Linked DNA regions of Homo sapiens: regions 2, 3, 4, 5, 6 and 7 are each linked to region 1. Evidence: chromatin loops called from intact Hi-C (ENCODE). Cell type or tissue: IMR-90. All regions are shown on one strand.

Region 1 (4,000 bases):
CTAACAACCCAGACTGTCTGGCTCTGTTATGTAGTAAATGTGTGAACTTGGACTAGATATGCAACCTCTTTGTACCTCAGCTTCCTAACCTGGAAAACTGGGATAGTGATACCTACCTCGTAGAATTGTTGTGAGGAGTATATGGAATGACAGGTTTGGTGCCAAGAACAGTGCCTGGCAAATAGAAAGCATTCAGCCAATATTAGCCCATGATGGCAGCGTTACCTTTGACTTAATGACTTGGCATGCACTTGGGAAATTTACTTAATGCCTAGCATTGGTAATTCAAGAGTCTCCAAAGTTTTAATTGCTTCAAAGTTTCCAGAGTTGTTTTCAGAAATGTTTCATCTGGCACAGACCTAGACTAAAATCAGTCTAATTTTTTTTCTAAGACAAAAATGTCCCAGACTCTGTTTTGTTGTTGCTGTTTATGAAATTGACATTCATTTGTGTAAGTCAATGGAGAGCTGTGTACGCCTTGGGACAGTGACTTAGAGAATTTTCCCCTAAAGGAGTTAATGCTGCTTCCTAAGAAGCCAACCGTGATTAACTCAGTCACTGGAAAAACCTGGCTCATTATCTCATATAAACAACCCACGGCTCTGAAAGGTCACGCTGCCTATGATGGAGTATTCAAATGGCCGACTGCTGACATCAGACCACGATGTCTTTCATTAGGCATGAAATCTTGAATGATGCAGAAGTAAATCGGATAAATGATCCACTGTCGTTAAATCATGCAGGCTTAATTTATGTTTTAAGAAGTGAATATCAAACATACTAATGGAAACTTTAAGATAAAATCATTGCACCAGCTAATTGATCCCCTTCCTAGGCAAAATTTTTAACCCTAGAATTCTGAGATTTTTATTCCAATACATAATAGTTAAGTTCATTGCAGTTGACAGCTGGGTAAATAGACATAGAAATGCAGGCAACTTATTTTCTATGATCATTTGAAGGGAAACATCAGTCATGAAAAGAAAAATTAGTTCATCAAAGAAAAAATTTCTGTAGAGGAGTTTTTGCCTCTATTATAATAAACTTCTAATTTAATAAGTAATCTAATTTAATATTATTTTGTCTTTGTTTTTAGTTTAAAATTTATGTATTTTTGTATAATTTATATCTTCACATGCTTCAGAATTTAAACAAAAGAGTATAAAGCAAAAAGTCTCCCCTTCAATGATTAAGATAAAAATCAAAATTATTATTACTTCTGAAAAGACGCAATAGAAACAGATTAACCTGGGGAGGGACACTCAGGGGACATTAAAATACTGATAACTGTTCTATTTCTTAAACTGTTCATTTTAGTATTATTCTTTATATTTTACATAATTACAAGCTATATTCCCTTATATATATGAAATACTTCAAAATAAAAAGTGAAAAAAGGAATCTGTCTTCCGGTCTCTCCTTCAGACAATCAGCTGCCTGGCCACTAGCAATCAACTTTTAGGTTTTCTATCTTAAAGTTGTTTTTGTACAAACACTGTTGCAATAAATAATCTTGTAGAGAAATTATTTCCTAGGCATGCCAGTATTAGATTATTTATTGTGTGTGTGTGGGTTTTTTTTTCTTTTGCAGCAGGACAAACTATTTTATAAATTTTATGTTTGGTGTTAACTATTATCTTCTACAGTATGACATGTATGCTATTGGCAGAAGTGTAAATAACATTTCTAGACAAATCTTATAAGGGGGTGTTGTCTTGGGCCTCGCTGACTGACTCTTGGTGTCGTCATCACTGTTATCACTGTGTTAGTCTTTTAAGCTTTCACTTTGCATTGCAGGGCACAAAGAGGGAGCATCTGTTACTGCAGGCTGTGGGGAGAACTATAAACAGTTTTACTGAAGCCCCTAAGTTAAAGTTCCATTGTTCTTTGCTTTTGTTCAGGGCAGCCCTCACTTCCCCTGAATTCGACTCTTTAAGAACTGTAGTCAAAGCTTTAAGGCTCCTTTTACAGTTGTCCTTACTCCTTAATGCTTGCTAACCAAAAAGATCCCTGACGTTTCTTCCACAGAGCTCAATGGTTAGAAAATTAAGGTCATTTCTTTCTCTTCTGCCCCACCAAGCAGAAGTATAGCCAGTCAATGTCAAAATTACATTGGGAATGATGAGAAATATATATTCCTTAGGAAGGAAATACTGGTAGTTTTACAGAAAAATTTTAGACAAAGATGGTTCATGTATTAGCCCATGGGGAAGGATTCAATGTTATTTACGTACACTACTCTCGGATCTTCTTAGGTGCTTCTAAACATTTATTAAACAATAAGAATCACTGAAAATAGCAGGAAAATACGGTTATCATTTAACACTTAAACAGCTGAACATCATAGCCTAAAAAAAAAGAGGAAAATAAATGGTTTCGAGGATTGTTTTTCATAACCATATACACTTGTTACCACTAGATGGCGGTAAAACACAGACCATGAGGTTGAGGTGCCACTGGCGGCGGAGGAAGCGGCGACCCGCACTGGGAGAGATTCATTACTTCGGTTTTACCTCCGGAAAAAGCTGGAGTCAAGTTATGCTTATTTACAAAATAGAAAGGTCATTTTTATGAAAAGAAAACCTCTTTCCAGGTTATGTTTTGTTTAAACCCTATGAAATTGCTGGTTTGTACACCAGAAAAGGTTGATAGACAATTTTATATGGTTCGCTCTTAAAAAGAACTTAGATGTCCAGAAGATAGTAGTTGTAATTTAAATTAATTAAGGCTAAAGAAAAGCTAAAAATTTAGCACCGACTGAAACGAGGTGACTATCTTCTTTCATAGCCTGGCAGGGAGGGCCTAGCACAGTCTGCAAGCTTGAGGATGGTGATGAGGCCACAAGATCGTTGCTGCTGGGTGAAGTGGCTGAGGGACAGGCAGGAATATGAGAATATTGGTTATATTTTATTACCAACTAAATGGTAATATTCTATAGTATTAATAACTACTGCATTTTTATCCTAGAAGTATCCCAGGTGCTGTATTTTGGTTAGAGTAAAGGTAAAGAGATGTAGTTGTTCCTACCCCGTTTTTTTTTTTGTTTTTTTTGTTTTTTTTTTTTTGAGACGGAGTTTTGCTCTTGTTGCCCAGGATGGAGTGCAATGGCGCGATCTCGGCTCACTGCAACCTCTGCCTCCTGGGTTCAAGTTATTCTCCCGCCTCTGTATTTTCAAATCAGGGATATCTCCTTAGTCTGAATGAAGTGAGGGTTTCTCCAGGGATCCAGCATAATGCTTGGGTTTTCCTGTTTTCTCTTTCTTTCATCAGAGTCTACTTCATTTAACATTACACACTTCCACATGAAAATTCTAGTCAACTTAGAGTTTTACTACAGGGTAGTTGTGTCACAAATCCTGGGATCACTGAGCCCGGAGGCAGCTGACAGCAGAGAAGAGTTTCCTACAGTTTATCAGCATTGTGCCTCCTTAGTGCTCCTTGGCCCCCAAGAACTCTGGCCAAGAAAAAAAGGTCAGTTGCCGCGTGCACTCCAGTGGGATTCCTCTCTAGCCTTCGTGCTAAGGAAACACCCACACCAAAAGATTTCAACACAAACACAAGAGAATACTTTAACAATTGAAATAAGAAAAATATTTAAAGCTGTCACTTTTTCTGAGGACCAAAGGGATTCTGAGCTTACAGGGGAAAGCATAAGAAATCAGAGGTGGAAAAGAGTTTAGGTTAAACACCAGCAAGAATTTCTAGCCCTGACAGTGTTTTAGACAATGGGATAAACTATGGAGAGATACTATAGGATCCTTTCTGAAAATTACTATCCAAGATGTTTCAGGCTTTAGCCTGGCCAAAAAAGTGCAATCTATCTTTGCACGGCTTCCTAAATTCTCCTCTAATTTAGGATTTTGCTCTTTTCACGTCAAAGGAAACCATGATTTGGAAACCATGATTCGTGTTTTGGAGATGGACTCAGGCATAAAGAAATGAGTTCTCAAGAAGAGGCAGAAGATGAGATGGATTTGGGAGGGGATCTTTGAACACCTTA
Region 2 (4,000 bases), 150 kb before region 1:
CCCCATCTCTACTCAAAATACAAAAATTAGCTGGGCATGGTGGCATGCGCCTGTAGTCCAGCTACTCGGGAGGCTGAGGCAGGAGAATTGCTTGAACTTGGGAGGCGGAGGTTGCAGTGAGCTGAGATCGTATCACTGTACTCCAGCCTGGCGACAGAGCGAGACTCTGTCTCAAAAATGACAAAGTTTGAGCAACATTAATTTGGACTGTAAATTCTTAAAGAATAGAAAAGTCATGTTTTTCTTCTAAGAAATATTATGTTTTTACATTGCAAGAAATATGTGACACAGAGTTTTTCTTAATCTCTCTTTTTTAGTATATTCTAGACAGGCAAGCACATGCAATTTATTGAGCACCCAGTGTGTGCTAATGCACCAAACGGAGCTTTACATACATTATAGCTAATGGTCTCAATAACTTTTTCATTTTATTTTCCCCTTTCATTATCGCCACTTATAAATGAAAAAACTGAGCTCCAGAGCGGTAAGGCCTATTGCCCAAAATATTAGATAGGAAACAACAGAGCTGGAATTTGAAACCAAGTTTGCCTAATGAAAAACATTTATGTTCTTTTCACTGTACAAAGCTGCTGTAAGTATCACTGGTGCCTACTCCAGGCCAGGGAGTAAATATCATTCATCCTTATCACATACAAAGTATAACAAAACAAAAACAAGAAGCTCTGAATACTAAATAATAATAATAAATACTTTATAAAAGATAAACTATTCTCTAAGAGTAAAAGATAATAAACCTATTGTCATTGTAGTTGGTCACTGAACTTAACTAATTTCCTAATGGACGCAGCAGAATTGTTTGTTGTTTAAGCAAATATCAAGGCATACCCCCCAATCCCTGTTACAGGGAATAAAAAAAGTCTTCTTCAAATGCCTTTCAAAACTAATGTGAATATTAAAATAAAGTGCTACTGATCTCTCTACATTCTAGAAAGATCTCAGACTAACAGTGTCAATTAAACTATTACAACAAATAGCCATGTAAAAACTGCTCCCCTACTAGAGCTACGCTATCACAAAATTAACCCCAGCAATCTACAGTTCTAGAAAAAGAGTTGGTCCCTCCTGCTGAAAAAGAGAAAACCAAACCCTACATATTTTGTGAATCCACTGAAAATAATGACATAAACAGCACTGCACATCCATCATGTATTTATATCTTAAGTGATAGCTACAGTCTATGTAACTATCGCAGAAATCTTCTTAAACTGAACAAAAGCATTATCTATCATCCTTTCTCTCTAGAAAAATACCAGTTTGTTTAATCTACCCATAACATTAGAAAAAATACTTCTTTTATCATGGGCAATCCTTATGTTTCGGAATTTTTTTCGAAAACGTAGACAGTTCATAATGCTCTCAGACAGAAGTTACCACTACTACCCCAAATATTAAGTCAAAATGTAACTGAAAAAAAGAAATTTATCTAGTAATGATTAATTTATTGAATAATTAAAAATTAGGAGTTTTTGATAATTAAATGTTGGGAATAATTAAACTTTCACTAAATACTGGCACAGGAACTGAACGGATGACAACAGAGACAAGTTAAGATTTGTTTTAATCCTAAGTTTTATGCTAAGGTAACATCAAGGGCTCTACTTTTCAGTGAAAGAAAAATTTCCTTTAAAATTGTTTCCCTCTTCCATTATTACTTAAAAGCAAAGAAAGTATTTTTTCTAACAGTGATTATAGGATTCTCAATCTTTCATATTAACTTTAAGGTACTACATGTAAGCTACATAAATCTTTCCCAAATCTACCTTTATTGAGTAGATGAAAAAGCAGATATCGAACTCAAAACATCTAAATGTTGATTTTCTATAATTATAGAAGATATTTTCTTTTGAAATTTAAAGTTTGTATTTAGGCATATTAACACTTTTTTAATCTAAGATTTAATATGTTAATGTAGAAAACAACTGAGGCTGTTTTCTCTCTATAAAACTAACATGCCTTTTCCAATTAACTTAGTTTCCTTCTTAGCAAAAGTTTAACATTTATATCTGTTGAGTTACACTGTAGTTGCATAATGTGGAAATATCTTAAGATTTAGCCACTTCTATGAAGATCCTATATTTGTTATAACACCCCTCTTGCCCAGAAGAAAATACATCAACAAAAAGTCCTACTATATGTTCTGCATTGACTATTACAAAGCAGTAGGGGGAGCAGCCAGAGAAAGCTCTGAGACAAAGCACCCAGCAAAGCAATTTAATTTATAGGCAACAGAAACATGCTAGAGAGGTTTGCCAAAAGCCAAATACACAAAATAAATTCCATAAAGAAGTCATGACCACATTTGTAAAGCTGGCCTAAGTATATTTGGAATGAAGTATAGAAAAATCTGAAGTCTCTTAGAAAGGGTCTGGATTCTAACTTCAAGACAGACTTTCAGCTTGAAACACAGTCATTTCCAGCCATGCCAAACCTCAAACTGCCCCCAAAATTAGAGCAGAAACAAAATACATTTTTATAGTGATATGTCTTGGGAATAACTCAAAATGATTTCGTTTTCTCCTTTGAACCTCACTGAACTTACAGGGAAGGCCTGGTGAAATGTGCATTATTAGGTCACAAGAGGATAACGTTACAGGGTTCCATAGCATAATCCTTGAAAGCCCTGAGGCCCAGGCCGCTGTCCTGCTCTCCTCTCTACTGACTCCCATCCTCAATATACTTTCCATGAGAGAAAGGTAACCAAAAACATGGTGAAACTATTCTGCTTAAAAGGTGTTTTACTGAAAAGGCACATTGACCACTAACCCTTATTACATTTCACATGTTCTAAAAATTAGTAAGGTCTGCATTTTCAGTTTTAGAGTAAAACAGGAAAAGTACTTAGTTAGCTCTTCTGTCTGGCATTCTGTAACTGGAATTTAAGAAAAGCCTAAACTTCTAATTAGAACTTCAGAATGTTCATGTCTGTATTATACCACAAAAACTGTAAATATAATTTAAGCATTTTTATGATACAGAAATGTGCGCTATAGACAGTTATCTAAGAATTATAAAAATCCATCAAACTTGAAGTGTCTGGTATAAATTACAACCGAATGGTAAAAAGACATTTTAGCCACGTAGGCAACCAATGAAGTTTGACCTAAAACCCAAATAATAGCAATAACAACAGATACAGTGCCTACTATTGTCAGATACTATATTAGCTAGCTCTTTTGTATATATTCTTTGGAACTCTTACACTGACTTTTCAAGATAGTTATTATGGTGCCCATTGTATGCTAAGGAAACTGAAGCTAAAAAAAATTGAAGTCATTTCTCTAATGTAACTCCATTAGCAAGAAACAAAACCATAATTCAACTTCCAGGTTTGCCTGCCTCCAAAGCTTTGAGACCTCACTAAAATTACCCTCAATTGTAGCAATGAGGTTCCAAAGGAAATCTGTACAAATCTCAGGCAGATTAATGTGCTTATAAGGGTAAATGCCATAGATTTAATCACTCAAATTAAATGCCATCTGGAATCTCTTACCCTACTTGGTACAAGCATCCTACATGTGTTACAGCCAACCCTAGCCTTGGCCAAGAATTCAATAATTTTCCTGCTTCAATGCCATCAACAAGCAAGAAACATATATAATACCAATACAGGAAATACAGCTAGTTGCTCCTAGAGCATCATTTAAAAGCTGCTAATTGGCTAAGATGCCTTTTATTGAGAAGTCTAAGAAACAGAAATAATGTGTTAACCCAGTTTGTTAAATGGGTTTGAGGAATCAGTTTCCTCCTTCCTAATACCTAAATCCATCTCCATAATAAGTATTCTCTATCACCATTTAAAAATCCTGATCTCTTACTAGTGTTTTTATTGTGCTTTTCAATCTATTAGAGTAAATTTTTTAAAACCTCAAGAGAGAACACAGAAAACTGTCATAATTTTTCAAAGGCTAAAGGAGAATAAACTGAAAATATCAGTTTGAACACGTGTATGTAAAAAGAATGGATGGTAATAAAACTAACA
Region 3 (4,000 bases), 610 kb after region 1:
TCCTTTTTGCAAGTAGGTGTTCAATAATTATTTGTTGAATGAATGAATGCTATGGCTACTATATGGAATTTCTAGGTCAAATAGGAGCAGAAGGCTGGGGGTATGGGGGCTTGCACTTGTAATCCCAGCACTTTGGGAGTCCGAGTCTGGAGGATCACTTACACCTAGGAGTTACTAGCCTGGGCAACATAGGGAGATTCCGCATCTACAAAAAATAATAAAAAATAGCCAGGTGTGGTGGCCCGCACCTGTAATCCCAGCTACATGGGAGGCTGAAGCAGGAGGATCACTTGCACCTGGGAGGTTGAGGCTGCAGTGAGCTGTGATTGCACCACTACACTCCAGCTGGGATGACAGAACAAGTCTCCATCTCTCTCTCTCTATATATAAATGCCTGTGTGTGTGTGTGTGTGTGTGTGTGTGTGTGTGTGTGTGTGTTTGTGTGTATGAGACGAAGAGCAAAATTCAATTTAGTCATCGTACCCACATGTAATCACCAAAAAATTTTTTTTAAAAGCTATTTATAACCAAAAATATCTTCTATCAAGTTGTGGTAATATTACATGAAAGCCCATTTTGTTCTGCTGAGCACTTGCGTAGTTCTGGGAGTTAAAAGGTGGATGGAGCAGGAGAGACGTAAAGCACTAAATGCCATTAAGTAAGAAAAATCTGGAGTTCCTATAAGCAATTTTTGAAGTAGGAGAGGTACGGAAGGGTAGGAATGAAAGAAAAAACCCAAGCAAACCTAGCAAAAGGCTAACACCTTCCATATAGAAATCACTGGGTAACTGACTTTTTAAGAATATGAAAGTCTAAACACAGTCACTTCTCACATTATGGTGAACATTGCTTCCATTTCTTCAAACCATCAGTAAAGTGTGGTACAATGCAGAAATCCCATGTGTGAACAAGTTTTGTTTTGTTGGGGCAGAGGGAAGGCTGGTGGTTGGGAAAACTAAGGAAGGGGCTCAGTTCTACCTTGAGCCTCTGTGGTATGGAAAAAAGAGATGATGACAGCTACTGTGAGAGAACTCCTAAACGCAACCAATTTGGCTGAAGCAGAGATGTGGGGCCTGGTGTGATCAAGGATTCATAAAAGCTTTGGAGAGAAAGCAGAACTTTTCACAATCTGTACGATGGGGATTGCAGCCAATTTTATTTAGCCCTCAGGAAATAGGGTGACCCCAGTTGACCCCCAGGGGAAAAAATTCCCTATCTCATAAACAATAAAAATCTTAACTAAAGTTTAATATGATAGCAACCAGAAACAAGGCTTCCTGTTGTCCTCAGACAACCGAAAGTTCATATTCACACACCCAAGTAACCACACCCCCAGCCCCTGCACTGTGCAAGTGAACAGTTTCATTGACAACTTTGGGGTCTGTTTTGATCTTGGAGATCTTGGAGTTAACTGCAGAGAATGACTGGAGTGGATTTTATGAAGAGGTATTTTATAAATGCTTATGTGTAATGATGAGGGAAATTGAAGAAAGTGAAACAAACAGTAAAACCACATGGGAAGAATTCCCGCAGAACATGAGAAACAGAACTTGACTTAATGAATAAAATAACAGATGGCATCTCATTTTTTATTGGGTGTGTAAAGAATGAGAACCTGAAATGCAGGTTTGGTTATTCAAGTGAATTAGTAAAGGAGATTTATGGTTTTGGAAGAATCAGCAGTCATGGGGGGGCAGGAAATGGTTATAAGTGACTTTTAGATTCTGTGCTTGGGTGACTAATGACAAACATAGCATAGTAAACCATCGGACCATATCATGCAAACAGGCTGTGTGAATTAATTTTGTTTTGCTTTGTCTTGCTGGGGAAATTAGAAGGCTTAAACAAAGCAGAGAGAAGACATCTATTGGATTGTCCAAAATACTGTAAAATTTTGGCAATGTGGTATCTATACCAGGCAACTACAACTTCTGTCTTATTTGGTTTAGATACCCAAGGAAGTACAGGGGTACTCTGAAATTTACTTCGAGATACAAATCTTCAATTATTCACAAGCTGGCAGCACAGGTCTTTAAGTCTATTGTCCTTGTACTTCCCTAGAACACATCATCTTGGCACCAGATCTGCTTTACCTCTCAGAAGTTTAGAGCAAAATTCTACGAAAGGCAGGACTTTTAACACTCCCTCACTGTGGGGTGTTTAAAAAGACTATTATGGGGAGAAAAATGAATTGCTGAATAAGTAGTATGTGGAAGAAAGGTCTGTGTTGAATGAAGGGAGGTCTAGTCATTAAAAAAGAAAAAGAAGGCTCAAGCCACAGAGTTTTTATCGTGTGCCTCAGCCACTGGGGAAACAGTTTCAGTGCAGTATTATATATGAAATGTTTCCTATTAGAATCAAAGTTCCCACAATGGAACATGTGCGACAATACTAACTAAACACTACCATCTAGTGGCCAGTTTTGAGAACTACAAAAGCTCGCAAAGTGCATTAAAAACACCGTGAAAGAAATGCAACAACCAATGAAAAGATGTTTAATTTTCCCTTAGTATCAGGGAAAATAATTGATCACACTATATAGTAAATGAAGATATGTGTATCAAGTGCTGCTATTCTCAATTACCCTTAAAACTTAGATGGGCTTGCAGGGAGTCTCAAGTGCATGTTTTGCTGTTTATAGCACCAGTGTAGAGATATTTCCACCAATGACAAATAGGCTGTAAAACATAAAATCCTTTAGAAAAGTGATAAAAATACAATCAGTATGAGGACTTTGCTTCCTCTTCCCCTCCCCACCCCTACCCCCCTACTATCCCTCACACCTAACACCTCTCACAAGTTGCTATTGTATAGCTGGCATAGCTGGAGGAGTAGAAAGAGTGAGCTCACAGTCAGCAAAGCTGTGTGGTGCCTTTGTTCCACACACTTCTGGCTGTTTGAGCCTAGGTTAGTCACTTAACCTTTCTAAGACTCACTTTCTAAAAATACGCAAATATGTAAATTGTTGCTCTTCCAGTCTCCCTGGGTTTAGGGGAAAATAGAATGTGTACAAAAATGCATTGTAAATGCAAATGTGCCATACAAAATTGCTATTAGTTTTAAAATCTCTAAGTGAGGATGATGAGGATGTGAATCTGATATTTGAAGGTGCTAAACATTTTTTTAATTTTTTTTCAAAAAGCCATTTTTCTTAATATTGTTGATTTCCTGAGACAAATATCTTTGATCTGGGTTGAATAATTGTGGGAATTCTCAAGTTTATCCTGCCCCTATACACGCAGCAAAAGAAAGCTAATTAACTTGTCCAAATTTTTACATTGAATCAAAGACGAGACTGAGAACAACTGTCATAGCTTGAGTGTTGAAGTTTATCAATCTAGGAATCCTATTGTGTTGTTAATGTTTCCCCAGTAGTTTCAGTAAGTAATGTAAACCCATGAATCTAAATTATAAAATGGCTACAGGTAAACCATGACACCAAATTTCACTTCATATTTCATTATTCTAAGATACAAGGGCAGAACCTAAAGAAAGGGTAAAATAAAATGGACTTACATTAGACTTACTGACACCATCATTATTTGAGAAAGAGCTATTTCCTAGGTATATTTTAGGAACTTATCTGGTGATATCTATCTATCTACTAACTTTAGGAGTGGGGTGGAATTAATTCTTTTTACAAGATTAGTGAAGTTAGAAACAACTAGTTTCTAATTGATTAAATGTAACCTATTTTCAAGTATCTTCATATGACTGAAATCAATCTGTTTTATTTTCCAAACCAGTGGAATAGACACAGAGTCATTACAACCAGAATGACATGGCATTGTTACAAATCTTAGTATTAAAGCAATACTTCTGTTTTTATGTATAATTATTTTATAATGGAAAATGTCCCTCAAAATCAGACGATTTGTTCCACAATGAATCATCTACTCCAAACAACTCTGTTCCAATAATTAATGACAAGAACAACAAACACTTACCCACCAGATCCTTATGGTAAAGCTAACTTCAGACAGGAAATGCAGAACTCAGC
Region 4 (4,000 bases), 490 kb after region 1:
GCCCAAGAATTCAAGACCAGCCTGGGTAACATGTCCAAACCCCTTCTCTACAAAAAATACAAAAATGAGACAGGTGTGGTGGTGTGAGCCCGTAGTCCCAGCTATTTGAGAGGCTGAGGTGGGAGGATCACTGGAGCCCAGCAAGTAGAGGCTGCAGGAGCCATGATCATACCACTCCACTCCAGCCTGGGTGACAAAGGGAGACCCTGTCTCAAGGAAAAAAAAAAAAAAAGTAAAGAAATAATTTTTTTCAAAGAAACCCTTTACATTAAAAGCACTACTTATGATGGAATCTTTAGGAAATGCTAGAATTCCTTGTCCCTAGATTTTTTTCTAAAGGATTAAAATCTTCATTTTCTAGGAGAACTGACATTTAAATGTATGATTCCTAAACTCAAGATTTTTAAAAGATCTGAGTTGCTCGATAACTCTATAGCACACTCTTGAAGATGAGATATTCATGGACCCTCCCTAAATCTTGGAAAGTCTTCAGGCTAACGGCAGGGCTGGAGCTAAAGTTGAGGCAGAACCTCATTTCTGCCAGTAACAGCATGCCTAGCCAGGATTAAAAAATTTGCCAAGACCACACAGAAAGAGACTAGATGGTAAGTTGGATTTATACTTCTCTTTGCAACTGAAGGCCATTCTGAACTCCTGCCTAAAGTTGGAGAAAGTGAAGAGAGGCCAAATCCAGAAACCATTAGGGCTCAGAGATAATTATTATGGAAAACCAACAAGCATGTACCTAATGATTCCCCAGAGTCACTCCTAGAGCAAGGAATGAAATGAAAAAGTTTATATCACCCACAAAACAAAGATTCAATGCAGTCAATGAACCAAAGAAGAAAAATTCAGCTCTGAAATGTGATAATAACCTGATATTCCTCCTCAAATCTCTGGATATTTGGTTACATTATAATTTGCTTGATGCACGTATTCTTAAAATACCAACACTCAATTAAATTCATCACCTAAGAAACATGGTCATTAGTAATTATTTTTGCATAATCTCTTTTCATTTTTATTACTGCAAATTTTTTGTTTCTAAGTCCACAAAAGGAAACTTCAACTTGATGTAATACAAAAAGTCCAGAGTGTATCACAAATTAATTTATCTAGAATGTAATCACCATATAGAAAAAATGATGCATATGATCTTAAAATTGCATCCAGGTTTAAAGTTCTATAAAAAAGATAAAGGGAAGGATGTTACTATTCTGAGCTGATGATGTCTTACCATCCCAAACTGTAACCATTGAACATACACATTTATTGACAAACTGCTTTGAAATCATAACAAGATGTCTCACAAATGTATTGTGTTTTGATGCACTAGTGTCTTAGCTGTATGAAACAGCTACATCCATGTTTTTCCATCTATAAAAAGGGCAATGAAAAGATATCCTTTGAGTCACTTTTAACTCAACTTTCTAAGTGTCTCCAATTTTATAAACATGAATCATACTCCTATAAAGAAGTCTTCCACTCCACCTTCACGAGTGTATATCTTTGATCAGGAAGTTTAAATGGACACTCTATATGCATCCTTGTGCTTTTGGGGATCTGACAATCCTTTTTTTGATGGAACAGTAAATGGCCCAACTGTTTGCCTAAGACTAGGCAGAATGCAATTTATCTTCTTGGTTTGCAGAAAATGGCTATGTAAACTTTACCACATTTGCCAGTATTTCCATTCCTTAAGACATAGCTCATTGACTAGGACCCAGTTTTCCAAGCAAGTATAAGATGTTTCCTTGTTACTAGTATGTTTTTGGAAAGCAAAAGAGACCTTCCGAATTACCTCTTAGAGGCATGCTTCACTTTTGTCCTCAGTAATGATTATTTCAATATACTGTTTACAAACCCAATCGTTACTCCCTTTTTGAATGCAAAGTAACACGTGCTAATTGTTGTTTTGATGATATTAGTGAATCAAAACCTTATGGGAAATACAATTGTCTCATCTTCCAGGTTTCTATGTGAAATACTCAGAACTGCACTTGCAAATTCCTGAGCAGCTTCATTCTAAGGGAAGCATGGCGCCATCTAGTGATCATACAGAAAATTACATTTATGCATTTTCTCTCAAAGCTCTGTATTAAAATGATGAGTTGGCCCATACATTAGAATTGAAAGAAGAGAAATAGAATAAAAATTCCTAGAAACTTTACCTAGTTATTTGCTATATGCACCATCCTGCATGGTCATTATTAAACATATATGGGTTATAACAATAATAATATGACATTGTCCCTCTCTTGGGGTCACTTTTTTAACTTCAACTTACCATTGGTTTAGTCATGTAGTTTCCGAAATAAATATCTTCACATGGAACATTTAATTCCAATGAACTATATTTTTGGTTCATTAAAAGTTAATGAAGTTTTTGAAACAATTCCAAATGATCTGTAAAATATATTTACTTAAAAATGCTTCATTTTATTTCTCTAGTGATGCCCTGCTAGGATGCTACCTAAATTGTTAAATATTTAAAAACACAGAGGAAAAAGTAAGATAAAATAAATAGCATACTATTTAGAGATTAACCTATTCCTTAATATGGAAAATTATTCCTCATTGTCAGAATAAAACATATTATTGTATTTCTAGTTTAAGGATAATATTGTACAGATATCAATAGGATAAGATATGCTTGCCTAAGCCGGAATAGATGCCCACTCTGTCCCAGCAGGGTTTTTCCAGTTTTACCCTGTGGAAAGTTCTATGAAGACAAGGACCATGTCTGATGCATCTTTTCATCTCCATACGCCACTACTCACCCAACCCTCGCCCCCACCAGCACAATGCCTAGCATGTCATAGGAACTCAGGATGTTTCTTCAATGAACCAATAAATTAATTTATTATGTCTGTCTCTAAAATCATTATTTAGAGTCTATCTACCACAGGAAACAGCTTTTCACTTTTCTATTGTATGATTCTCTGCTCCTTTTCTGAGATACTCTCTCTACAAGTGGCACCTTATTTGATATTCACACTGCCACCTCCTAAATTCTTTAAAATCTTGAGTATCCATGTCCAAATGGCTTTCTTTCCATGAGTTATCCATCTTACAGAAAGGGCATTATTCATCAACACATCATTTGATGAAATAAATCCAAAAGGGTGGAAATGAGAAACTCTTATTTCTTACTCTTTTCAATAGGTAGTATTAATATTCTGTAACAAGGAGATTTCAATAGTGTAACACATAAGATATTACTCACAATTTGAAACAGGTGCTTTTGGCATTATAGGCACTTGGCCACAATGCATAGTTTAATATTTGTGTGGCTCAAAACAGCTAACTTATCTTGAAATGTTGCAGAGGAAACTTCCTTAATCACATTCTTACTGTCCAGTGACTGAGGTAAATCATGGCATACATGCGTCATTATGAATCACATACTATCTATACCTACACTTCAACTACCTGTAACTAGATTTTCACTATACGGTGTAATGAGTTTCAGTGAGAACATTCAGATAACCCATTCCTCAAGTAAATATTCCAAAAGCATTTTATTTCACTGTAGAGAAAATTTAGAAAAAGTAGATTTCTCCTTCTCTAGTATTGCTGAATTGTGATTCAAATCTATAATACACAGTAAACGTCTCAGAATACTACTACTTTTGAAGTACAAAGATTGCCACGATGTAGAATAGAATGGCTTTTTGTTTTTAACCAACATCCCCATCAGTACATTCAACTCAGCCTTGCAACTCCCACTCATAATGTCACAACTGTTTGTCCCTAAGCTAATTAAGTGTGTCTGCGAGCTGTAGCGTGAGTTATGAAGTTATCATTTCTCCACACTTTATAGCTGTTTGAAGGATATGAAATGGCAATGGACAAACAGTCATGATATTTTTGGCAAAATATCAAATGTTTTTGATGGAAAGTGAAAGGGCTTTGGAGCCCTCTGACCTGGGTTCAAATCCTAACTCTTCTACTTTATAGCCTGAGCAAGTTACTGAACTTAAGTTTCTTTATGTGAATG
Region 5 (4,000 bases), 180 kb after region 1:
GTACAGAGATGGGTCCTGGTGCCTCCTTACAAAACTTGCAAACCAGCAAGAATCTTACCTCGGAAAAATATCTCTGTGATCTGTGGCAGTAAGCTTTTTCTCAATAAAACATATCAGTAGTGCTCACACATTAAAACTGACAAACGGTCCCTTTGAATCCTTCTTATACACATAAAGAAAAAAATAAGCATGCCTTAGTAGGGCAATCAGTCCTGGAATAGTCCAGAATGAGCTGAATTAGGGATGTCTAAAATATAAACTTGATAGAGCATATAAGATCTGTTTCAGTAGAATATGGTTCTTGCCATGTCAAAAAGAGGCTTTTTCCCCCCAAGATGGTATTATGAACATTTTCAAAAATACAGAAAAATTGAAACAAGTTTACAGTGAACACCTGTGTATCTACTGTTTAGATTCCAACAGTGACATTTAAGAAACTGCTTCTTAACAGGTGATTATCATATTAGGTGAGCAATTATTCAGGTAAGACTCATCTGAATACTATTTAGGATTGTGCCTATGTTTAACCTAAGTTATAAGTCTCTATGTTTTCTTCTGGAGTCTATTTTGAAGGGTGGACTTTGTACAGGAAAGACAATTTGTTTTTTTCTATGTCATATAAAGCACAAAATAAATCTGAATTTCTAAATCTTACTAACAAAAATAAATTCAGGATAAAAAGTAAATCTAAAGATATGCTCAAGATTATGAGTTATCCAAATCAATACCCATTTAATTGATAAAAGCTATCAACCATGAAGTTTTATTCCAGGTTAGTCCTAGGTAATATGTTTTTGGGATTCTCTGAAATAAGAAAATTGTTGGTAAGTTATGAGTCAGTCAAGCACTTGGGAATGAGATAATTGGGAGCTTTCCACAGTTACTGATATTGTACAAACTAAACTATAATATTTATAAATCAAGAGATGTTTTAATAGGTGAGTTGTTTTTGGGTTTTCTGTGGGTTTTATTATTTTGTTTTCTTTTGATATATTTTAAATGAACATTATATAAATGTTAGGCCTTGTTTGTCATGAACAAGACATTGTACTTTTCTATAAATGAAAAAAATTCAACTTCAATAACTCTATTTTTAATCAATTATTTCTGATGTGCCTAGTGTAAAAGTCAGCTTGCTAACTTCTCAGCAATTTGAAATGCAGGTCAAGGTCAGATGACATTACAAGAGTGACAGAGAAAACCTAATTTTAGTCTCCATGAAACTGAAGAACTCAACACAAATGATTACTGAACACTCAGCCCATGTTTGGAGTTGTACGCTTACAAAGGCATCCTATCAGGAAGGAGCAAGTACTGCAGAATCGTGGAAGAAGCTAGTGTGTTCTCAGGTGCTCCAAGAGCTGTGGAAAATCTCAGATTCAGACTATCGACTCCTCAAGTACATTCAAAGAACGTGTATTTGCAACTCTAGTATAAACTCATTACAGCAGAAGTTCTGAGAAAATAGCCAATACAGCTATAAGTAGCAGAAAGTGGCATTTTCCAAAAAAGTTAATGTTAATACTTTGTTTAAAAGCATATTATAAAATTGTCAATACTAAGTAGAATCTAATTACTCCTGAAAAGCATTTCTCATTTAAAAATCTATTCATTAAAATATGCACCAAAATGTTGATCAAGTTATTTCTGGGTAATAGAATGATAGATGTTTTTAAATTTTATTTTCCATAATGTTTATATTTTCTACAATAAATAAAGATGACTTTTATAATCAGAATAAATGAAATACATGTTATTAAAAAACTAGAGTAGTCAAGTTTCTTTTTTTCCCACCAGGAATTTTAGGTTTTTAGTTGATTAGACTTCAAACAAAGGTCAAGAGTAAAGACTTTTGAATCATATTAAATTAAAGATGTCTCATAGATATTTTACACATTGGTGAGATGTAAAGTAGTGAGAGAGAAGTCCTGAGAAGCCAGATAGGCATACACATCATTTAACACCTATGATGGTATTATTTAAAATCAAATCATTAATAGAATCAGCATGATGCAGTTTGCAGAAGCATAACTAGAGAAGACAAGAAGTCTGCCTTACAGAGCCTAAGAAGAGGCATGGCAAGGAAAAAGCAAGAGAGAGAGAAAGAAGCAGAGCTCTTAGTAGATGTAAAGAAATCCACTTCGTGCCAGTTTGCAAGGAAATTTTCCTTTATGAAGAGCAGAGCACTTAATAGATGTAAAGAAATCCACTTCGTGCCAGTCTGCAAGGCAATTTTCCTTCACGAGGAGCTAGCTGTTTGCACAGCGCCCTCTTGTGAAGAGAGGTTTTCGTGACTGTACCTTCACCCCAAGAGCCAAAAACTTCAAGTATCCTTCCAGAGCAATTGCTTAGCTTTCATCAGCTGAGGATTAACTTCCAAGGCTTTTTGAGGATGCATGTATGGGTATGAGTAACACACAGACTTGACATCCGAATTCTCTATTATTAAATGTGCACATAAATATTCCACAGAGTTGTGCTTCTTAATGATAATACTTTAAAAAGAACTTCCTAAAATAGGAAATTAGCATCTATGTTTGTTCCCATGACTTGTGAAACTTGCTCTTTTGCTCTGATGAATGCTGTTTCTCCATTCGGTAAATGAAAATTGAAAAATTGAAAATTGGGGACTACATTAAAAATCAAAAATTGTCCATTCATCTTAAAAATATGGAGACATTTATTTATAAAACGTTAGTATGCTTATGAGTGCCATTTGAAAATGCATTAGGCACCTGAAATTTCATATGATAGTCACTGACAAAAATATTGCCATTTGAGTAATATAAGAATTAGAGACATTTGGTGTGCTTGATTTAGCACGTTAATTAGAATAAAAATCTTTATTCATGTAAATGATTCCACTGATTTGCAATTATCTGGATAACTGCTCAGCAGGAAAAACCAAATTTTGGATACTTCTTGCAAAAAAGTAAATTACTGTGGAATATGATACAATGTATGCAGGAAGAGTTGTGCTTTATGTGATATTCTGACTCAAAACAGGAGAGAAAATGATTTCTTCTCACATTCAGTTGAACAATTGATTGGGAAGTGATTACAAACTTCACTTTGCCTGTCAGTGTCTGTGCTATGTATTTATTGAGGAGCTCATTCATTGCTACTCACTTTCCTAACCAAACCATCATGAAAAACATGCTTAGAACCCTGAGCTAGGTAAAATGAGAATGTGTGGCTTAGCACAAATCATAATTAAAAAGCAATGGCAACACCAAAGGATGGGTTGGGGTGCCCCTCCATAACCGCTACAAGGTTTTCCAAACCCACCACAAATAAATATGTGTCAAACATAAAAACGATGTGCTTTCTATGTAAATGCAAATTCAAGACAAGTCCCCAAGATCCCTTAGCTTCCAATCAAATTGTCATCACTTCTCAATCTACTACTATCTAGAAATTCTACTGTGGCCTTTGCTGAAAGTTCAGAGCATTCATTGATGAGTATCATTGTATTCATGTGGAAGAGATGACATGAGGCAGACAAGGACGGTAACAAGTCTGTGTAGGAATCTACACATATCTAGTGCTTGTGCAATGGGCTTTTGAATAGGCTTGTGAAAAAGACTAACGCCTCCCAACTGTATCTCCATCCCTGACATTTTGCCTGGTTTTCAGAATAGTATATCAATCTCCTTCTTGGAGATTGACATATGGGTATTTAATAGTCTTAGGTTTAATTCCTTCCAGGGAGACTGCAAAATATTGGAGTGCGTAGTTTATTTGGAGAAGAGGCAGGAAGGCGATTCTAGGAAATCAAAGTTAGGTGATGGAGAAGTGGGATAGCAAAGGAAGAAAAGTTAATACAGTGTGTATTAATAAGCAGGGGCAGATGGGGCCCAATCTCCCCAGGGACCTTTTGTGGGACCATATATACACATGCCTCAGGACTGTCCCACTGGAGAATGTGGAACCTGGGGTATATGAGCACCAACTCTGGACCCTCAATGTTGGAGTGTTGCCACTGGGAATGTTAAAAAAT
Region 6 (4,000 bases), 540 kb after region 1:
GGGTTTATTAATTATTTCTTATAGAGTTACAAACAGTTTAGAGGGCTTATAGGTGAAACCTATCATAAGAAACAATGTTATATGTTGAACATTTAAGCTCCTTGTATACCAGGACATTACTAGGAATTTCACTTGAATCTAACTGGGCTCAGTATACTCCTATATACCAAAAGCCTTTATTGTTGAAGGTGCATAGTAGGAATTCAGTATATATACATGGAATAAACGTGTTTGCCCTTTTTCTGTTGTTGAATGCTTTTGGAAATTCAAGGAATGAATGTGAATGCTTTCTGATTTTTTTACAATTGCTTCATTATTATATAGTCATGGTTCAGCCTTCTTTATAAACTAATAATCTTACTAAATGCTTTCAACACTGATCAGGATGTGACTCACCTCTGTGTCAAATACAGAAGGTACTGAAGTCACATCAAAACCAAAGCAATTTTCATCCCTCATATTCAGGTCTAGTGGAATAGAACAGGAAAAGAGAATCTGCATATACCTTCAATGTTCTTGGGTGACAGAATACCTTAAAAAAACAAGTATACAAGGCGTTTCCTAGGACAGTCAAATGATGAAATATGGGCTTCAATCTCCTGGGTCCTCTAGTTTTCTCATGACCAGTATGTGAATATAGGCAAATTACCTGAATAACTCAACATGTTTTCTTACCCATATAAGAAAAGGAGAGTAAATACCTCATAGAATGTGGTAAAACTAAATGAGACATTACATGCAAAGCATTTAACACAGAGCCTAGAACAGAGTAAATGCTCAAGAAATACGGACTATTGTTATATTTCTGGGATTTGGATAATTTTTACTAATGTGGATAAATACAGATGAGGCGATCCTACAATGAGAAAAACAGAAGTTGTGATGTGTGAGACTTTTCATTTACATACAAACGGATATGGAAAATGGATTATGGATGCAATGTCCCTGATAGGAATGGCAAGGGCCTATTTGGGCATTATACTTTATTCCTGAATCATAGAAGAAATCCTATCACCAAAATACCCATATGGGTTTTCACATTAAAAAATATTTAAACACTTTCTTTAGAGATGCATTCTGAGACCCACGTAAGGAGTTGTCCAAACTAATATTGAATGCATTTGACATGACAGCTGGGTTTGAAAAAGTGCTTTCAGCAAAAGCAGAAGCCACTGGTTAACTTTTCTCCTTGTAGTTAATTACATTAAACAATTTTATCCCAAAAAGGGAAAGAGAGATTAAAATCCAGGTTATGGAGCATTCATTGAGGTTTTCTTTTCTTTTCTTTTTCCTTCTCTCCTTCCCTCAGGTAGCAGAAAATCATGAGCTTAAAAAGAAGCTGACCTGGCAATGTTTCCCAGACTTCTTTTATTCTTGACTTGGAAAAAGGAAAAATTGAGGGATTGAGGGATGGTGATTTTACTTGGTCCTTCTAGGACCTATTTGAAGACTCTTCTAGAGTCAGGTGTTGGTTGAGGTTCACAGCTAATTAATCACTGGAAACCTGGAGAGAATAGCCTGAGGTATTACAATAACCTAGGTATGAAGGTTTCTACACCCCAAATGGCCAAATTGCTGGCTACTTCTGGGATTATCTGGACACCTGAATCCTAAAGAATATGAAGTCCCAGGATCACTTCCTCAAGATGTCAAATTACTCTGATAGAGAAAGATAATTTTTATCTTATTTATTTTTTCCTTTCCAACCTTTATTTTAGGTTTAGAGGGAACATAAGCAGCTTTATTACATGACTAAGTTGCATTTTGTAGGGGTGTACAGATCATTTTGTCACCCAGGTAATGGGCATAGCACATGATAGGTAGTTTTTTGAGAAAGATGATTTTCAAGCAAGACTGGAAACAGAACAGGTAGCAGTTAGAAAATACATGTTTTTGTTTATTTATACTTAATTATGCATAAATAAAAGTGTAAATTATGAAGTCACGATGCCAGTAAATGCTTTTATTGGCTTGTCCACAGATGTCCTCCCTTCTCTAACCCCCTTTCTCCCAAAGTGGGTGTGAGTGCACCACCAGGTGGTGACATAATGAAATGACACATAGGGCATATAATGTCAGGCTGAGGAGAATTTTGGAGGTTCCAAGGATTGCTGGAAATAACTGCACAAACATGGCTCTATTACTAGAGCTTTTGTGTACTTGAGGTTTTATTTTTGTTTTTGCTGAAGCCCAATACAAATATATAACAACATTAAATTGCCATTTATGACTAGAATTTTAAAACCTAAGTCAAACATACTTTCATTGAACCTGGCTCTGCTTTTCATTTATTTTGTCACACAGGGCAAGTTATGTAATATTTTTGAACCTCACTTCTTCATCCATAAAATTCAGGATAATAATGGCTGCCATGAAATAGTTTAATTGGACCTTAAGACTGACTATCTCTCCAAGATTCTTTCCTCTTCTCCCTCCATTCCCCACCATCTCCATTGTCTACTTTGTTCCTTGGCTTTACCTTTCCTTCTGGTTTGCCCGGGGGGGATAAATACCCACTTGTACATCACCTCCTCAGGCAGCGCTGCTCAGCCCATACCTCCGTGCTCATGCCAGGACTCATATAGCCTTTAGCCTTTGCATTCTCCACACTGTTTAGTGTCACTTGTTTCCCTGAGTTTTGCTCACTGCTGGGCCTGTAGCACTGGGTCCATATTTCTATGCATCTTATTAACCTAGGCATTACACCCAAGATATAAACACATTGTAGATATTCAGTGACTTTTTGTTGAATATTTTTAAAGTATAACAAAAAGCCTTTGAAATACCAAGCAAAAAAGAGTACGTAAAAGAGCAAGAGGACTTTCTGAAGGAGTATATTCATTGCCCAAAAAAGGAGATCTATCCCTTGAGAGAGAACTGTAAATCTCTTCTACTCAGCTTGCAAATACAACTATTAAGATCAATGGAATGCACTGCATATAAAGTTGATTTATAGCCCTGGTTCTTTGTAAATGTTAATAGTAAACCTAATTTGAAATGTTATTTAAAAAGAAGCTACCATTTCAGTCTAAAGCATTTACTTTAAATCATTAAAAATTACTTTGTGTTCCTTCTCATTGGGATCTCTTGGACTTAGGAAACAATTTGAAATCCTAAGGGCTTTATTTAATTAAACAAACTCCATAAACATTAAAGTTAGTTGTTTTTTTTCATATAAATAACAGATAAGGTCCCTAAAAGATTGATTGGAATAAAGAAGACATTGATTTGAATCAGTCTCTAAACAATTATGTGACTTTGGCCAAATTAGTAAACTTCTGAGTCTCAATTTCCCCATGAAATGGTTAAGACCACCCTAAGGACTGCTATGAGGGTTGAATTATTAATGCCCACACCACTGTGTCTGGCACTGAGAAGGGTTAGCTCTCTTCTTTCATTTCATCCACACCTACTCTTCAACATATACATTTCTCTAAAGTCAATGTGTTTAATTTTTTTTAAGTTCAATGCTAACAAATATTAAATGCTTCTTTTCCCAACACTATAATTTTAACAAATGAGTTTCAGGCATATTTAAAAATGAGTTTCAGGCATTAGATCATGTGAACATAACTAATTATGTGAAACATTTTTGTCCAACTTCTACATAAATCATAGCTTCAAATTATATGGTCATAAGCCTACAAGATACTCATTGCTATGCACTGAATTATGTCCCCTTCAAAATTCACTTGTGGAAGCCCTAACCCTTTATGTAATAGTATTCGGAGATGGGTCTTTTGGGAGGTGATGAGATCATGAGGGTGGGGCCTGCAATGATGGGATTGGTGCTCTTATAAGAAAAGACACCAGAGAGCTTGCTCTTTCTCCACCATGTCAGAAGGCACTGACTGCAAGCCAGGAAGAGGGCCCCCAATAGAACCTAAACATGCTGGCACCCTAATTTCAGAACTTTCAGCCTCCAGAATTGTGAGAAAATTAATCTGTTGTTGTGTAAGTTATCCAGATTATAGTATTTTGTTGTAGCAGCTGGAGCTGA
Region 7 (4,000 bases), 190 kb after region 1:
GCAACTAAGCCACAACACCCAAACCTGAGACAAATCATCCCATCCCAGGGCTAAAAAAGTGACTCTAATGATGTGTCTGCGTAACAATCAATAATTCATTTAAATTGATTGCCTGATACATAAATAATTTCCTTATAACCTTCTGACTTTTAGCACCACTGATCTAAGAATCACACCTAAAAAAGTGCTGTCAGAATGCAAAAATAGTTTTCTGTTTGAATAATACTTATTTTTTATGACCATATGAATGATGAATATTCATGATAGAAATTTGGAAAATTCAGAAAATTAAATTTTTTTAAAAATCATCTATACCGAGAGGCAACTTGTAAATCTGGCTCATTTTCTTTATTTTTATATGTATATACATATATTTACGCATCTAATTTTAACATTCAATTGAGATTTGATGTACATAATTTTTGGATTCTGCTTTGCATTCATGGTTTACTATAAGCCATTTTCTCTATCACTTAATGTCATTTGAAAATATATTTAATGGTTGACAAGATTCTATTGGCTGGGTCTAATATGAAAATTTATTTAAACATTAGTTCATGTGAAATACATAGAATATACCTAGGTTCTCAATATTATAGGTATTTTTACGGTGAATATCTTTGAATATAAATATTTTAATATCCCAAATTACTTCCACAATCCAAATATCTACAAGCAGAATTACTAAATTAAGAGGTAGGATTTTAAAAATATCAATGTTTATTTTAGATTTAGGGGCTACATGTACAGGTTTGTTACATGAGTATATTGCGTGATGCTGAGGTTTGGGGCAGTGCTGATCCCATCACCCAGGTGGTCAGCATTGTACCCAGTAGGTAGAGTTTCCTCCCTTATTCCCCTTTCCCCTCCTGGCTTTTGGAATCCTCAGTGTCTACTGTTACCATCTTTGTGTCCATGTGTTAAAGGGTAGGAGTAATTTTGAGGCTTCAAGCTTCTGCTGATTTTTAAGCATTTTTCTGAAATAAAACTTTCAAATTAGTTCATAAATCAATGTAACAGATGACATCTGTCAATATACATTATTATATGCATAAATCATATGCATAAATAACATGCATTATTTTATTATGATTTTATAAAAGATTGACACAACATAATTCAAAATAACTTATTTACTACAAATAGGACTCACCACATGAAAATTAGAATCTAAAGCAATTAAAAAAACTATTAGGAAATGAAAAAAAATCCCATCATATAAATCCTCAATTTTGGCCATATTTTATGAAAGGGCCAAAAGCAATCAAAAAAAAAAAAAAAAAAGAGAGAGAAAGAAGTGAGAAAGAAGTAGGAAAAAAAGAAGAAAGACATGTGGCTATTATTACAGCAACATGAAGGTGGTCAACCACTTCAAGTTTTTGTGGTCAGTGAGGTCACAAGAGCTACAGGCTGACATTTCAAACAAATTATGCACATTGAGGTCACATCGCTCTACTTCAGGCAGTTTCTCATAATTGTAGTGTTCTGTTTACAAGAGGTCCTTGACTTAAAAATGTCCTTTTGTGCCCTCTAGTGTTTAAATTCATCAAAGCTTTTGAGAAGTTCATATCTTGTTTCTGAACTCCAGTTGAACAACATTTCATTCTTAGACCAAGTGTTTATCTGTATCTGAAGGGGGCCAACATACATCTTGTTCCAAAATCTCTAAAGTTTACTTAATTTTTTTTTTATTTCAAAGGGAGCTAGGTAGGGGTTGGAAAACTACCACAGAGCAAATCCTGCCCACTACTTTTTTTCATTTTGTAAATAAAGTTTATTGGAACATATTATGCTCATTCATTACAGATTGTCTACAGATAACTGCATTTGCTCTGCAACAGCAGAGTTGAGTAGTTACTACAGAGTTCTTGTGGCCCCAAAAGGCTAAAATATTTACTATCTGGCTTGTCACAGAAAAAGTTTGCTGACCCTGGAGCTAGAGCTCTGATAATTAGATTGGATGCCATGACATTTTACAATGCCCTTTAATTCCACTCCCTTTCCATCAACCCCCGGAATACTAGTTAAAACAAAGACCATTGTAGGCCAGTCCATTAGCTTTGTGGTCCAGGTACAAACTTTGCAGTTTTAGTGAAACCATTTGTTAATTTTTATTTTTCTAATATTTACTTAGCTTGATAATATCAACTCCGTTCTGATGACTTCGATATTAATATGATTATATTGGAGAGAATATAATGAGATCAAATCGCTTTACCCATCAAGACCAGGAACTGAAGAACTTCTTCCTCCTTTGCTACCTCATCTCTTAGCTAGAACTTAGGTGAGTAGATTAGTATCCTCATTCCTCTTTATTTTTATATAATTAATAATAATATTTGCAATTATTTTGAGAAACATATATCTTTTTTTGAATAAAGTAAACATACCGTTTATAATTAATATGGAATTTAGTTTAAGTTCATGCTTGATTTAAATCTCACACAATCACCTCTTTTATATACTAATGAAAGCACGGTGCACAATAATAAAGCCGTGGTCCTATGTGGTCAACTTACAGGCTACCTTCTTTCCTCAGTGCAAATATCACGTCTTTCTAAGTCCCTCTAATATTTTATCCTCTCTTTTGTGTATCTAGAAGCTTTACTGAAACTTCCTACTCCTTATCTGAAATAGTTGACATATAGTTAATAAGAGCTTTTTTCCAGGAAGTGGATCTATTTTATTGCTTTCTAACTTAACATGTTTCAGAATAGTTACAGCCATTTTTTTTATTCAAAGGTACATGTCAGCAATAGTCTGGCCAGAAATTTTGCACAATAATAGGAGAAAACAAAAAACTAGGGGCTTAGAAAAGTGAATGAAAACAGTTTTCAGTTGATTATTTTGTTCCTGAAAAGGCATCTTTTCCTCATGACATGCATTCATGGCCATTGTAGATTACATGCCTGGAGCTGCCCTTCTCAGCCTTTCAACCTCTCATTACATGCATATTCTTTCCTCTGTTCTTTACAGTCCCCCATTTCCCTGACACAGACCCCGCACTACAATCCTCTTCCTTATACTTGACACAGAAATAATTTAAACACAAACCCAAATACAAACACTGCATAGATTTACCATATGGAATCACATATGTAAAATTTCTGAATCAAATAACGCAAACCCACAATGTTACTTTCCAAATATATACAACAACAACAACCGAATGGGTGGTGAAACATATTACTTATGAAAGGTGCTCAATGTTAAAAGCAATTAAAATAAAATTCAGAAAAAAGTGATACCATACCTCTATTCCACAAGCAAAAAAAATTTCCAAACTTACCTGCAAAAGAAAAGAACAATAAATCTCAAATCAGAGGATATTTTATTTTTTTCTAGTAAATTTGGCAAAATTGTCATCATAAATATAGTTATTTCTTAATTATCACTGTGTATATCACTCTCTGTAAATAATGCTTATTGGTTCTTATAGATACCAACAGGGCTGGCAGTGACATTCTCTAAAGGCCAATTCTCATAGTCCATAGGGTCATTTTCCATATGTAATCTGCTTCATAAGAAAGTTTTTAGAACAAAAACTTAAACAATTCCCTGGACCCAGGAAATCTGCATTACAAGACATTTTTGGGGGTGCTAAATCCAAACAATGAAAAAAGAAAAGGTTTTGGGGTCAGACTGACCTGGACTGAAATCCTAGTTCTACTGTAGCCTGGTAACTCAAGCCATTTTATGTCTGTTGAGCCTCAGTATTTTCGCCTATAAAATGGGGACATTATATTTATGTAATTCAATTATTCTAAGCATTGAAGTCATTTTGTGGCATGCTGTAGACACTCAAAAAATATTGCCTTCACACCATCCTGTAAGCTTTATTTTATGCCAATACTTTGCTGAAACATAAATGCTTAGTGCGGTATCTAAAGCATGGAAGAGCTTTAAGCAATTAATAATGGATAGAAAAGTAACAAGTTTTACATTTCCATCTTCATAGTGTGACCAAGTTGGTTTACATGAAATATTAATCATCTTCTAG

What was found. Peaks named below come from ENCODE experiments on the same cell type or tissue, not always from the same donor. Only the 100,000 strongest peaks of a DNase experiment are listed, where the experiment ranks them.
Region 2: a loop joins it to region 1, with 2.2 times the contacts of the local background. A loop is called at or near these places in 68 of 110 quality-filtered maps.
Region 3: a loop joins it to region 1, with 9 times the contacts of the local background. A loop is called at or near these places in 47 of 110 quality-filtered maps.
Region 4: it touches region 1 in a loop (6-fold over the local background); 52 of 110 quality-filtered maps call a loop at or near these places.
Region 5: a loop joins it to region 1, with 7 times the contacts of the local background. A loop is called at or near these places in 101 of 110 quality-filtered maps.
Region 6: it touches region 1 in a loop (3-fold over the local background); 5 of 110 quality-filtered maps call a loop at or near these places.
Region 7: a loop joins it to region 1, with 8 times the contacts of the local background. A loop is called at or near these places in 87 of 110 quality-filtered maps.

The regions. Positions count from the first base shown.
Region 1 is chr5:59,186,202-59,190,201 of GRCh38, forward strand. All of the region lies in intron 3 of PDE4D (phosphodiesterase 4D), which reads right to left. Among named protein-coding and RNA genes, the nearest start is that of PDE4D-AS1, 150 kb to the left of the region's middle. In IMR-90, a CTCF peak has its summit at 2,429 (motif pointing right); DNase peaks (open chromatin) are centred at 1,760 and 2,440; H3K4me3 peaks cover 373 bases; H3K27ac peaks cover 202 bases.
Region 2 is chr5:59,032,405-59,036,404 of GRCh38, forward strand. All of the region lies in intron 6 of PDE4D (phosphodiesterase 4D), which reads right to left. Among named protein-coding and RNA genes, the nearest start is that of PDE4D-AS1, 5.4 kb to the right of the region's middle. In IMR-90, a CTCF peak has its summit at 2,183; a DNase peak (open chromatin) is centred at 2,207; H3K4me3 peaks cover 818 bases; H3K27ac peaks cover 1,502 bases.
Region 3 is chr5:59,797,860-59,801,859 of GRCh38, forward strand. All of the region lies in intron 1 of PDE4D (phosphodiesterase 4D), which reads right to left. Among named protein-coding and RNA genes, the nearest start is that of PDE4D, 94 kb to the right of the region's middle. RefSeq lists an enhancer at 2,619-3,149. In IMR-90, a CTCF peak has its summit at 2,427 (motif pointing left); no DNase peak of the experiment used is centred here.
Region 4 is chr5:59,671,594-59,675,593 of GRCh38, forward strand. All of the region lies in intron 1 of PDE4D (phosphodiesterase 4D), which reads right to left. Among named protein-coding and RNA genes, the nearest start is that of MIR582, 30 kb to the right of the region's middle. In IMR-90, a CTCF peak has its summit at 2,053 (motif pointing left); no DNase peak of the experiment used is centred here.
Region 5 is chr5:59,365,710-59,369,709 of GRCh38, forward strand. All of the region lies in intron 1 of PDE4D (phosphodiesterase 4D), which reads right to left. Among named protein-coding and RNA genes, the nearest start is that of PDE4D-AS1, 330 kb to the left of the region's middle. In IMR-90, a CTCF peak has its summit at 2,263 (motif pointing left); a DNase peak (open chromatin) is centred at 2,282; H3K27me3 peaks cover 313 bases.
Region 6 is chr5:59,722,663-59,726,662 of GRCh38, forward strand. The region is part of intron 1 of PDE4D (phosphodiesterase 4D); the gene reads right to left. Among named protein-coding and RNA genes, the nearest start is that of MIR582, 21 kb to the left of the region's middle. In IMR-90, a CTCF peak has its summit at 2,050 (motif pointing right); no DNase peak of the experiment used is centred here; H3K27ac peaks cover 229 bases.
Region 7 is chr5:59,379,123-59,383,122 of GRCh38, forward strand. The region is part of intron 1 of PDE4D (phosphodiesterase 4D); the gene reads right to left. Among named protein-coding and RNA genes, the nearest start is that of MIR582, 320 kb to the right of the region's middle. In IMR-90, a CTCF peak has its summit at 1,530 (motif pointing left); a DNase peak (open chromatin) is centred at 1,489.